Linked DNA regions of Homo sapiens: region 1 is linked to region 2. Evidence: chromatin loops called from intact Hi-C (ENCODE). Cell type or tissue: CD4-positive, alpha-beta T cell. All regions are shown on one strand.

Region 1 (5,000 bases), 140 kb before region 2:
CTTCCTCACATAGTACTTGTGTGACTTCAGCAAATTCCATGGTTTTAACTTTCCCAGGATGTCCAGACTCCAGGCATCAACCCAGTTCATCCACTTCCTATTGGATAGTCCAATGGAGTATTCATGCAGGCACCCATACTATACTGTACACTCAGTCTGGCACCATGAAAACTAATCTCTCCAATGAGACTATGAGTTCTGTAGAGCATAAGTGTTTTATTCATTTTTATTTCCTCATGGCATATCACATATTAGGGTCTCACCCATCTTTGTTGACCAATTGGCCAACTGCCCAACTGAGTGAATGGACATTTCCTAGGTCGACTGCTAGCCCCCAGCTCTGAAGTAGGGAACATATACTTTTTCCTTTTAGTTTCTTGGCCTATGCCCTTTTGGGCTGCATTCAAATCTAAGATGGCGGTAACAGGGTCCTCTCTTCAGCCATTTAAGTACTCTGTTTGCATTTTTCAGAGACAAGGATTCCTTCTCCTCCATGGGACACTGTTTCTCTCTAGCAGAGAACAGTTAAGAGCCTCCATTTTGCCCTTCTTTGAACTCTAAGGTGACAGCAGAGGTAGGCTGAAGGTTAGGGATACCAATATTCCTGTCTCACTAGTGATGGGCTCTTCCCTTGAGCCCTTCCCCAGGCTTCCAGACCCCTAGTAGGCCCTTACCTTGAAGAAGAATGATAGCCAGGATGAGGACAGCCAGGCCCTTCCCCTGTTCCATGTCAGTCTCTGTCCTCCGGCAAAAGCGTGGAGCAGCCCTTAGCAGCCAGCCAGCCAGCCAGCCTGTGCAGCAGCTAGACTGGCTCCACCCATCACTGTTGGGGCTGGGGCCTTTGAGAGAAGGCAAGAACCCAGAGCCTCCACCCTCTGCTGCAAGTGTGAGCAGCAGGGGCCTCAGCAGGGCTGCAGGTGCAGATGCCTTTTGTTTTTCCGTTAAGGAGGGTGAAGGTGGTGGGGAAGAAGAGGGAGAGAGTGCTGGATTCCCACTCAGAGACTCATCTTGCACAGGGAACCGCAATGGATGCTGGGTGGGAGATGGTCCTGGGACCGTTTCTTCATGAGGGAGATAAATGTCCCTGTCATTAGTTGTTAGGATCGTAGCCAGTTGTTACTTGTTGCTAGTTGTTGTTGCTGTAGGTAATGAATTTAGGAGGGACTCTCAGATGCTTGGGGCTGGACCTCCAAATGGAAAGCCACCTCAGTCCAGGCCTTCATTCAGGAATTTTTTTCACTTTTTTTTTCTTTTTCTTTTTTGAGACAGAGTCTCACTTTGTTGCCCAGGCTGGAGTGCAGTGGCGCTATCTCAGCTCACTGCAACCTCCACCTCCGGGGTTCAAGCGATTCTCCTGCCTCAGCCTCCTGAGTAGCTGAGATTACAGGTGCGTGCCAGCAAGCCCGGCTAATTTTTGTATTTTTAGTAGAGACGGGGTTTCACCTTGTTGGTCAGGCTGGTCTCGAACTCCTGACCTTGTGATCCACCTGCCTCAGCCTCCCAAAGTGTTGGGATTACAGGCGTGAGACACGGCACCTGGTTTCACTATTCTTTTGAGATCATGAAAGAGGCGCCTGGAAGGCAATAGGTGGAACAATTCCGAGGACAGGCCAGCACATTTTCAGGGGCCAGAGCCCGGACTGAATGTCCAGGATCTCAGGCCCCTATCTCCCTCAGCCAGTCAGTCAGTGAGCCAACAAAAATGTGCAGAGCTCCCGTTATGTGCCAGGCACAAGATACAGCAGTGAGCAAGACAGGCATGACTCTGTCCCCAGGTAAGTGACAGTCTAACTGCAGCAGCGTGAAGAGTTTCAGATCCTCGTAGGCCACAGGGGAAAAAGGTCCATTTGTCTCACCGGGAGGCTCAATATTGCCTGTCAGTCAATTATATTATTATTAATAACTACCCCTTAATGAGCACATATGATGCGTGAGGCACCATGCAAATATCTTGTTTGAATCCTAATAATGGTACTAATGGAATAAGACTCTGAAAAATTTTATGGCTGGCCCAGGCCCCACAGGTAGGCAGTATTGGACCCAGGATTCAAATCTCTGGCTGGGGTCTCTAAAGCCCAACCTCCCACTGACAAGAAGCTGCTAGATCTGGTGTCCCTGGCTGCCTAGTGAAGGGTCCTGAGAAAGATCAGCCTCCATGAGAAATCTAGCTGCTACGGCTTGCGCTATGGGGCCGACGGCTTCTCTCAAGGGGCTTCGAGATGTGGCAGTGTTTAGGTTGTGTGTAAATGTGGTTGCATTGTCAATAGGGACGCTAAAGTTCAGGCCACCTTTTCCATATTCTCTGCCAGCTCCCTGCTCAGAGATAGAGCAATTTACACCGCTTCCTTCCTACCCTACCCCTAGCCCACCCCCACTCTGAAAATTTCCCACCATCAACGGCAGAAAGCAGAGAAGCAGACATCTTCTAGTTCCTCCCCCACTCTCCTCTTTCCGGTACCTGTGAGTCAGCTAGGGGAGGGCAGCTCTCACCCAGGCTGATAGTTCGGTGACCTGGCTTTATCTACTGGATGAGTTCCGCTGGGAGATGGAACATAGCACGTTTCTCTCTGGCCTGGTACTGGCTACCCTTCTCTCGCAAGGTAAGGCTACTCCAGGTGGGTGGGGGAAGGGACCTGAGAGGGACATTACTGATGGGAGTGAGGCCCACTTGAAAGTGTTTCTTGCCAGGCACGGTGGCTCACACCAGTAATCCCAGAGCTTTGGGAGGCCGAAGTGGGAGGATCCTTTGAGGCCAGGAGTTTGAGACCAGTCTGAGCAACATGATGAGACTCTATCTTTACAAAAAACAAAAGAATTAGCCAGGCATGGTGGTGCACAACTGTAGTCCCAGCTATTTGAGAGGCTGAGGCAGGAGGGTCACTTGAGCCCGGGATTTCAAGGCTTCAGTGAGCTGTGATCATGCCACTGCCCTCCAACCTAGGCAACCTGTGAGACCTTATCTCAAAAAAAAAAAAAAGTGCTTCTCGGTGCTAGCTTCAGTTCACCAGGCACCCCAGGGGTGTCAGGAGGGCAGGGGCAGGATGTAGCATAGAGTCTGGGAAACAGGCTCTTGGCTTTGACTGACTCCAGCCATGGGTGCATGTGGGCCTAGAATGTCTCTCAGAAGGCCTTAGGCCAGAGATCTGCAGAAAATAGCTCAGTACGTATGTACCTGAATCTGGGACTGGCCATGGGAGCACAGCTTCCTGCACTACTCCTTTTAGGCCTGATGGCCTCTGGAATCAGGACTCTTGTTTGTTTGGCCATGATTATGTCATCCCTGGAGGCATGTCCTAGCACTTATGTGAATGCTTTAAGAGAAGTTAACTTTAGGTTGAGCAGGACGGAGGGAAGATTTGAGGGGTTGTTACATGGTAGGATTTTAACTCATCTCAGTTTGCCAATTTCAGTTTTAAAATGGAAAGTCCCATGTCCGAGGAACCCCTTCAACACTAAGCAAACTGGGTCCAATGGTCACCTAATAGTTGGCTGCACTAGGGCACTCAGGATTTCCACTGGAGACAGATCCCTGAAGAGGACGCGACTGTAGGACGTGAAGCATTTGATGTGCATGTGTCTCCCTGAGGATACATGCATATACTTCCAACCTGCTTCAGAAGTGTGAGCAACAGCTGTTTCAGGGTTTTCTAGAAGATGCTCTTGTATCCAAATTTGGGACTTAGTGTGAAGCCCAGGATGAATGAATGTAGCCTCCACTTTTCCCTGTGTTTGGAGGCATAGACTGTAGTGCCTCTGTGGCCTGTGGAGATGTGCTCAGGCTGTCAGAGGAACTCACTGCATCTGGAATGTTGCTGCACTCACCTCCAGCCCTAAAAGTCTCCCACAAGACTTGACTTGTGAGGAGCTCTAGGGATGGATTCAATAAAATTTTTTTCCTGTTCTCCTCCTTCTAACCAAGGGTGGAAAACTGTACATGGGATTTGCCCTGGTCCCGTTCTGGACCACTTGGCTGATAATTCAGGGGCTGGTAAACCAGCTGGTCTCCACCCACAGCCATCCCTGGCCCTGGGAAAGGCTTCAGTGTTGAGAGCCCCGCTTTCTTGGTTGTCAATGGAGCAGGGGCAATGAGGAAGGATGAGGATAAGAAGCTGAAGTGGGAGTGTTGTAGATGGCTGGGAAGTGGAATTAGATGTTTCCTTGAAGAAAAAATGCAGACATTTCCAATCGAGGAATGTTCTTCTGTCTTTCCACATCTTCCAGGTGCTTCAGTGGTCCGTGCTCCCCCTACTCCTCATCAGTGGTCTGGATTCATTTCCAGGAAGGTGCTTGGGTCAATCCTGCTCTGAGGGGTCCTCTTTTGCACCAAGGCCCCAAGACCTGTCCTCTGCTTGAATGGCATCCTCATGTCCCCCTTGACCCCTGCAGTTGGTGGGGAACTTTCTGAAGGCTTTTTCTTGTGACTTCTGTCTCTCTTGATGGAAGCCATAAACTGTCCTGGACCAGGAAAATGGTCTCTGTTAAGTATGAGCTTCCGCAGAACAAAGGGCTTGGTGCAGATCAAAGAGCTGTCTCCAACTGTGATATTTTTTCCCCTTTAGTGAGCCCCTTCAAGATACCTATAGAGGAACTTGAGGACAGAGTGTTTGTGAATTGCAATACCAGCATCACATGGGTAGAGGGAACGGTGGGAACACTGCTCTCAGACATTACAAGACTGGACCTGGGAAAACGCATCCTGGACCCACGAGGAATATATAGGTGTAATGGGACAGATATATACAAGGACAAAGAATCTACCGTGCAAGTTCATTATCGAAGTACGTGCTTCCTGAACCCTTTGGGTTGGAATGGATAGGGCTTCTGGATGTGAGAACTTTCTGGCTAGAGAGGGATATGGTGAACCCATCTGTTCTCTAAACAAAGTGAGGTCACTATTGTAATGGTACAAGCCAGATTTGGGGACCTTCAAAGTGGAAGAGAGAGCTTAACTCAGCAAGACAGAGCAGTAGGGGTCATGTTACTGCAGCCTTGGTTGGGTG
Region 2 (5,000 bases):
AATCAGGCACATGAGGAGGTGTTGCAAGAGCCTGGGCTTTGGTGCTTATCAGAACTGGACCTTCTCCTAGCAATTTCAGCTTTCTGGTGGGAAAGATAACTCCAATGAAGAACAAGAACAAGAAGATGATGATGATGCTTAACTTTTTGGATGCCGATATGAGATTGTACATGTAAAGCATTTTGTATAAGACTTGGCCCCTGCATTTTAGTTTCCTTCTTTCTCCCTTTTCCTTCGTATAGAGTCCATGGGAGAATGAGGGAGATGATTTTTGTGGCCCAGCCAAGAAAGCAATGGGCTAGACATTAAAGTGATTACACTTTTATTCTTACTGGGGTTAGTTCTGTGAGTTTTCATCTGTGCCCCATTGCCCCATTTATGTGATGGAGGGAATTTTCATGGGTACTTCACGTGTTGGGATTGATTGATCCTGGGGGCCAGGGTGAAGGGTATTTTACGGGAACTCTATAAAGCAGGAAGAAGCAAGTTTATTCTTTAGACCAGTAGCTCTCAACCATGATGTGGTCGTATATTTATGGGTCAACATGTGTTGTGGGGATATCCCAAGTAACTTGTTATTAATAAAAGTTAAGTTGCAAAATTTAGTAAAGACTAACTTTTATAAATTAAAACATATTCCAGGTCATCTCTCTAACAAAGTCATTTGCACTTGATTCCTCTATGCTATCTGAGTGGGTCACAGTGGGTGACATCATGATGGAGTATGGGGAATTACATCTGGTCCCAGGTTCACCTCTGAGAGCTTGCCATACATTTAAATGTCATCCATTGAGTGATTCACAGGAGAAAATAGGATGAGAATTGACATTTTGAGGTTGTGAATTTGAATCACGAGAGACAAAATGTTAGGGGCCAGGTCACTTCATTCATGTTTGTGTCTACACACCCATTAACTTTTCTTAAAAGCTTTAAAAAAGCAATCTACATGGCTTTTTTTAATGCCAATATTCATTTAACAAGTTATTTTTAAAGAATCTGCTATATGAAGAATACTTAAAGCCCCAGTCCTGATGGGAAACTTACAACCAAGATGGAGGAGATACATGTAAAATAATAAAGACGTATATAATACATCAGGCAATAGTAAGAGCCTACGGGGAACAATAAAGCAGGACTTTGTGGTTTTTGTTATGTGGGTGCTTGGGGAGCCCTCACTGAGATGACATTTGAGGAGAGGGAGTGAACCCTGCATATGTGTAGGGGGAAGAGTGTTCTTGCAGTCATAGACAGTAGCAAGTGCAAAGGCCTTGCAGCCAGTATGCAAGGAGCAGCCAAGAGGTCCATGTGGCTGGAGCGCAGTGACCCAAGTAGGTGAGGGAAGAGCAAGTAGAAGTTGAAGTCAGAGGTAAAGGGAGATGGGCTGGGTCATGCAGGGCCTTGCATTTTAGTAGAAATGGGAGTGGGGGCCATGAAGGGTTTTGAGCACAGGAGTAACATGATTTAACTTACATTTTTAAAGGCTCATCTGCTGAAAATAGATTGTCATAGAGAATAAGCAGGGAGACAAGTAAGAAAGCTGTTGCAGGAATCTAGGTGAGAGATGAGCTGGACCAGAATGGTATCAGTGGAGGAGGTGAGGACTGGCTGGATTGGGGATATATTTTGAAGGTAGAGGTGATAGGATTTGCTGAGGGATTCAATGTGATTTGTTCCAGAAAGACAGAAATTAAGGATGACTCCAGGATTTTTAGCCTGAGTATCTGGAGGAAAGCATTGCCATGTACCAAAATGGGATGGACTGGAAAGAACTGGTTTGGGGGAAAGATGAAGAGTTCAGTTTTAGACATGTTTCAGGTTCCTATTGGAAATCCAACTAGAAATGTCATCAAGAATAAAAGTATACTTTTGCTTTTTTTTTATTGGAAAGGTGCACAAAATGAAAGTCCTCCTTTTCTTATCCCTCCATTCAGATGGAAAAACTGTTCATGGTTTTGTGATGTCCTTCACAAGTACACACGCATGCACATGTGTGTGTACATGACTTTGTGTTATTTAATGCTTTCTGATAATACCCTTACTGCCTTCACCTAGCAGGGCCTTGGAGTCCTGAGATCTTCCCTCCCCCATTTTCTCTGCTCCCCGCTCCACTCCAGTCCTCACAATATCATACTTTTTGTCTTTCACTTCTAGGAGGAGATTGTATTTCGTTACTACCACAAACTCAGGATGTCTGTGGAGTACTCCCAGAGCTGGGGCCACTTCCAGAATCGTGTGAACCTGGTGGGGGACATTTTCCGCAATGACGGTTCCATCATGCTTCAAGGAGTGAGGGAGTCAGATGGAGGAAACTACACCTGCAGTATCCACCTAGGGAACCTGGTGTTCAAGAAAACCATTGTGCTGCATGTCAGCCCGGAAGAGCCTCGAAGTATCTAACATTTGGCTGGGGAGCATTGAGGGACCTCCTGGCTGGTGCATGGCGCCAGGACTAGAGTGAGGCCGGAGAGGTTCCTAGGATGCAAAATTGAAGGAGGCATCCCTCTCAGGTGCTGACTCTGGCCTTGCACAACCCTGAGAATGATGCCTCCTTAGAGGTGGCTCCTCAGGTGCCTGGCTTGCCTCACCCTAGTTCTGGCCCTGCTGCTAGGCCAAGGGGAGGGGAGCTAATTTAGTGAATACCAATCCTCTGCCAGACCCCACTCATTGCCAGGGTCATCTACTGATGTAAAGATACAGAAGCTCAGGGAAGGATCGGAGTTGATGTCCAAAGTCAGCATACTTGGTTTCAAGGGAGGTGCTGTATGTGTTAGAGTGGAGCGGGAAATGATCCTAAGCTAGTGAGAGACAGCCAGGAACAGAGAGGAACATGCAGGCACCAGAACCAAAAATGGAGGGTTTTCTGATCAGAGGTTCTGGATTCTGGCAAACAGTGTGCATCAAGGCCAGTGCTGTGTAGGAGAGGAAAGACTTGATTGTGTTGACAGAGAGAGGTTGATAAGTGAGGGGTTAAAGTTAAACCATAACCCAGTTAGCAATCAGGATGTGGCCTGTGGACTTTGCCTGTCGCTAGGGCCTTCAGGAGTTGGCTGTGGTTGGCTGGGGGTGGGGAAGATGGGGTGAGGATGGAACATACCTCATACCTCAGGCCAGAGACCTAAGTCTGTGGAGGCACCTTGTCTCCAGCTGGAGAGGGGAGCACGGCAGGTCTGTGTGCTTCCTTCTCAGAAGTCCAATTCACAGAGAAAATCGAGCCATTATGGGGGCTCATGCAGCTTCTCCACCCACAAACATATCTATGTCTCCCCCATTCTTATCTCTGCCCTGCCATCCTGAGGCAGAGGAAGGTCCCTTCTGCTCTGGGCTTATCTGGCCCCCTGTGCCCAGGTGGTATCCTTCTCAGGAACCTTACAACATGGCTCTTTGAGCTCACTTTCTGTTGGTTTCTACCATTCAATGGATACGTTTGCTCAATTCTACTACTTAATTACTCCAGCTCCATTCTATGTCTTTTTTTCTTCAGCTCCATTCTGTGTCTTTCTTTTTCTTAAGATTGTTTTCCTGAGATACAATTCACATACCATACAATTTGCCCATTTAAAGCGTTCAGCTCAATGGTTTTAGTACATTCAGAGTTGAACAACCACCACCACAATCACGTGTTTCTTTCTCAACATAGCCAAATAGCTTGCTAAAGGTCTGTGTTTGGTATCTTACTGTCTCATCTCCCATTAACTCCTCAGTGCACTGCATTCTGGCTTATTCTACCTCTACTCCAGCTTAGATCACCAATGGCACTGCAATTATCCATCCTCAGCCTTCTCTCCTTCAGTAGCATTTATATGCACTCTATGTTGGACACAGTTCCACACACACCCATGGATATACTTAGTCAACTCTACACAAGTTTTCCACAAATCCTTCATATGCAACATGTCTAACCTACCCCTGCACACCCCTCCTCAGCCCATCTCCCCAACCTCAGTTGTCTAACTAGATGCCTGGGGGTGTGCTTGATTCTTTCCCTTTCCTAGACCCCTAATCTAACAGGTCAGGTCAACAAGTCCTTGACTCCTACTACAGACTCTTGAAGTTGTCTTCCTTCCAGTCTGTCACTGCCGCCTTAGTTCTGGCTGTCTTCATCTCTGTCTTGAACTGTAGGCCTCTAACCAGTCTCTGCTTTCTCTCTCAGCCACTGCTCCTCATTCTTCACGCGGCTCTTGGTGCCATCTTTCTAAATCACATTAAGAACTTTCTCTTCCACTGCTAATAATCTTTCAATGTTGTTTTCATTGCCTGCAGAAAAATGCCAGATTCTTGGTTGAGATAGTCAAGGTCCTTCCTGACTTGGACCCTGTCATCTCTCCAGCGAAATTCTCCAGCACACCCACAAATGCCACTTTTGTGCCAGACCCGTTGAACTCTTTCTAGTTTCTAAAATCATCATCCTGTCAGGCCTCCAGATCTCATGCAGAACATCCCCTCTGTCCTTCTCCATATTGTCTTCCCAACAAACTGGATGTTTCCTGTAAGTCTTAGGTTAAACTTTAGAACTTTTGCTGGCAAATTCTCACTTGCTGCATATAGAATTGGACACCCTTTTTTCTGTGCCCCTCTGTTCCCCATACAGACTTCTGTTGTAGCGCCTACAGCAGCCTGTGGTTTTCTGTTGACGTGTTTGTCTTCTTCCTTGGAAGCAGGGACCACACATCATCATTCATCTCTGAATCCCCTGTACCTAGTGCTGTCTGGCCCTGAGGAGGTGTTTGCTTTATGTATTTAGAAAGAACCATGCAGATGAGTAGAAGGTTCCATATGGGCAGAAGTACCTCCGGAGGCTTTACTTGGTATCGTCACTGTGGGGCTGAGTCTTGCGGCATGAGTTCTTTTGAAGACAACCACTTGCCCTAAGGAAGATCAGCAGCCTCTCAAATGCCTGTTATTTCTGGGTCCTTGTTAAGCCAAATTTTAGAATAGAATTGTTGATGTGAAAGGAAACTTTACTAGAGGTGAACTGCTAGCCTCTTCTCCCACCCACCTTA

Evidence for each region. A loop is a pair of places that touch in the nucleus more often than their neighbours do. Peaks named below come from ENCODE experiments on the same cell type or tissue, not always from the same donor. Only the 100,000 strongest peaks of a DNase experiment are listed, where the experiment ranks them.
Region 1: a loop joins it to region 2, with 3 times the contacts of the local background. A loop is called at or near these places in 83 of 110 quality-filtered maps.

Annotation. Positions count from the first base shown.
Region 1 is chr11:118,340,153-118,345,152 of GRCh38, reverse strand. It overlaps CD3D (CD3 delta subunit of T-cell receptor complex), which reads left to right and starts at 2,448. Exons shown (of 5, transcript NM_000732.6): 1 at 2,448-2,600; 2 at 4,560-4,778. The coding sequence starts at 2,546. It overlaps CD3G (CD3 gamma subunit of T-cell receptor complex), which reads right to left and starts at 809. Exons shown (of 7, transcript NM_000073.3): 1 at 675-809. The coding sequence starts at 729. In CD4-positive, alpha-beta T cell, no CTCF peak of the experiment used is centred here; DNase peaks (open chromatin) are centred at 832, 1,762, 2,432, 3,042 and 1 weaker place; H3K4me3 peaks cover 5,000 bases; H3K27ac peaks cover 4,961 bases.
Region 2 is chr11:118,200,817-118,205,816 of GRCh38, reverse strand. JAML (junction adhesion molecule like) reads left to right here. Exons shown (of 10, transcript NM_001098526.2): 6 at 2,152-2,389. Among named protein-coding and RNA genes, the nearest start is that of JAML, 22 kb to the left of the region's middle. In CD4-positive, alpha-beta T cell, no CTCF peak of the experiment used is centred here; DNase peaks (open chromatin) are centred at 3,056 and 4,766; H3K27ac peaks cover 2,215 bases.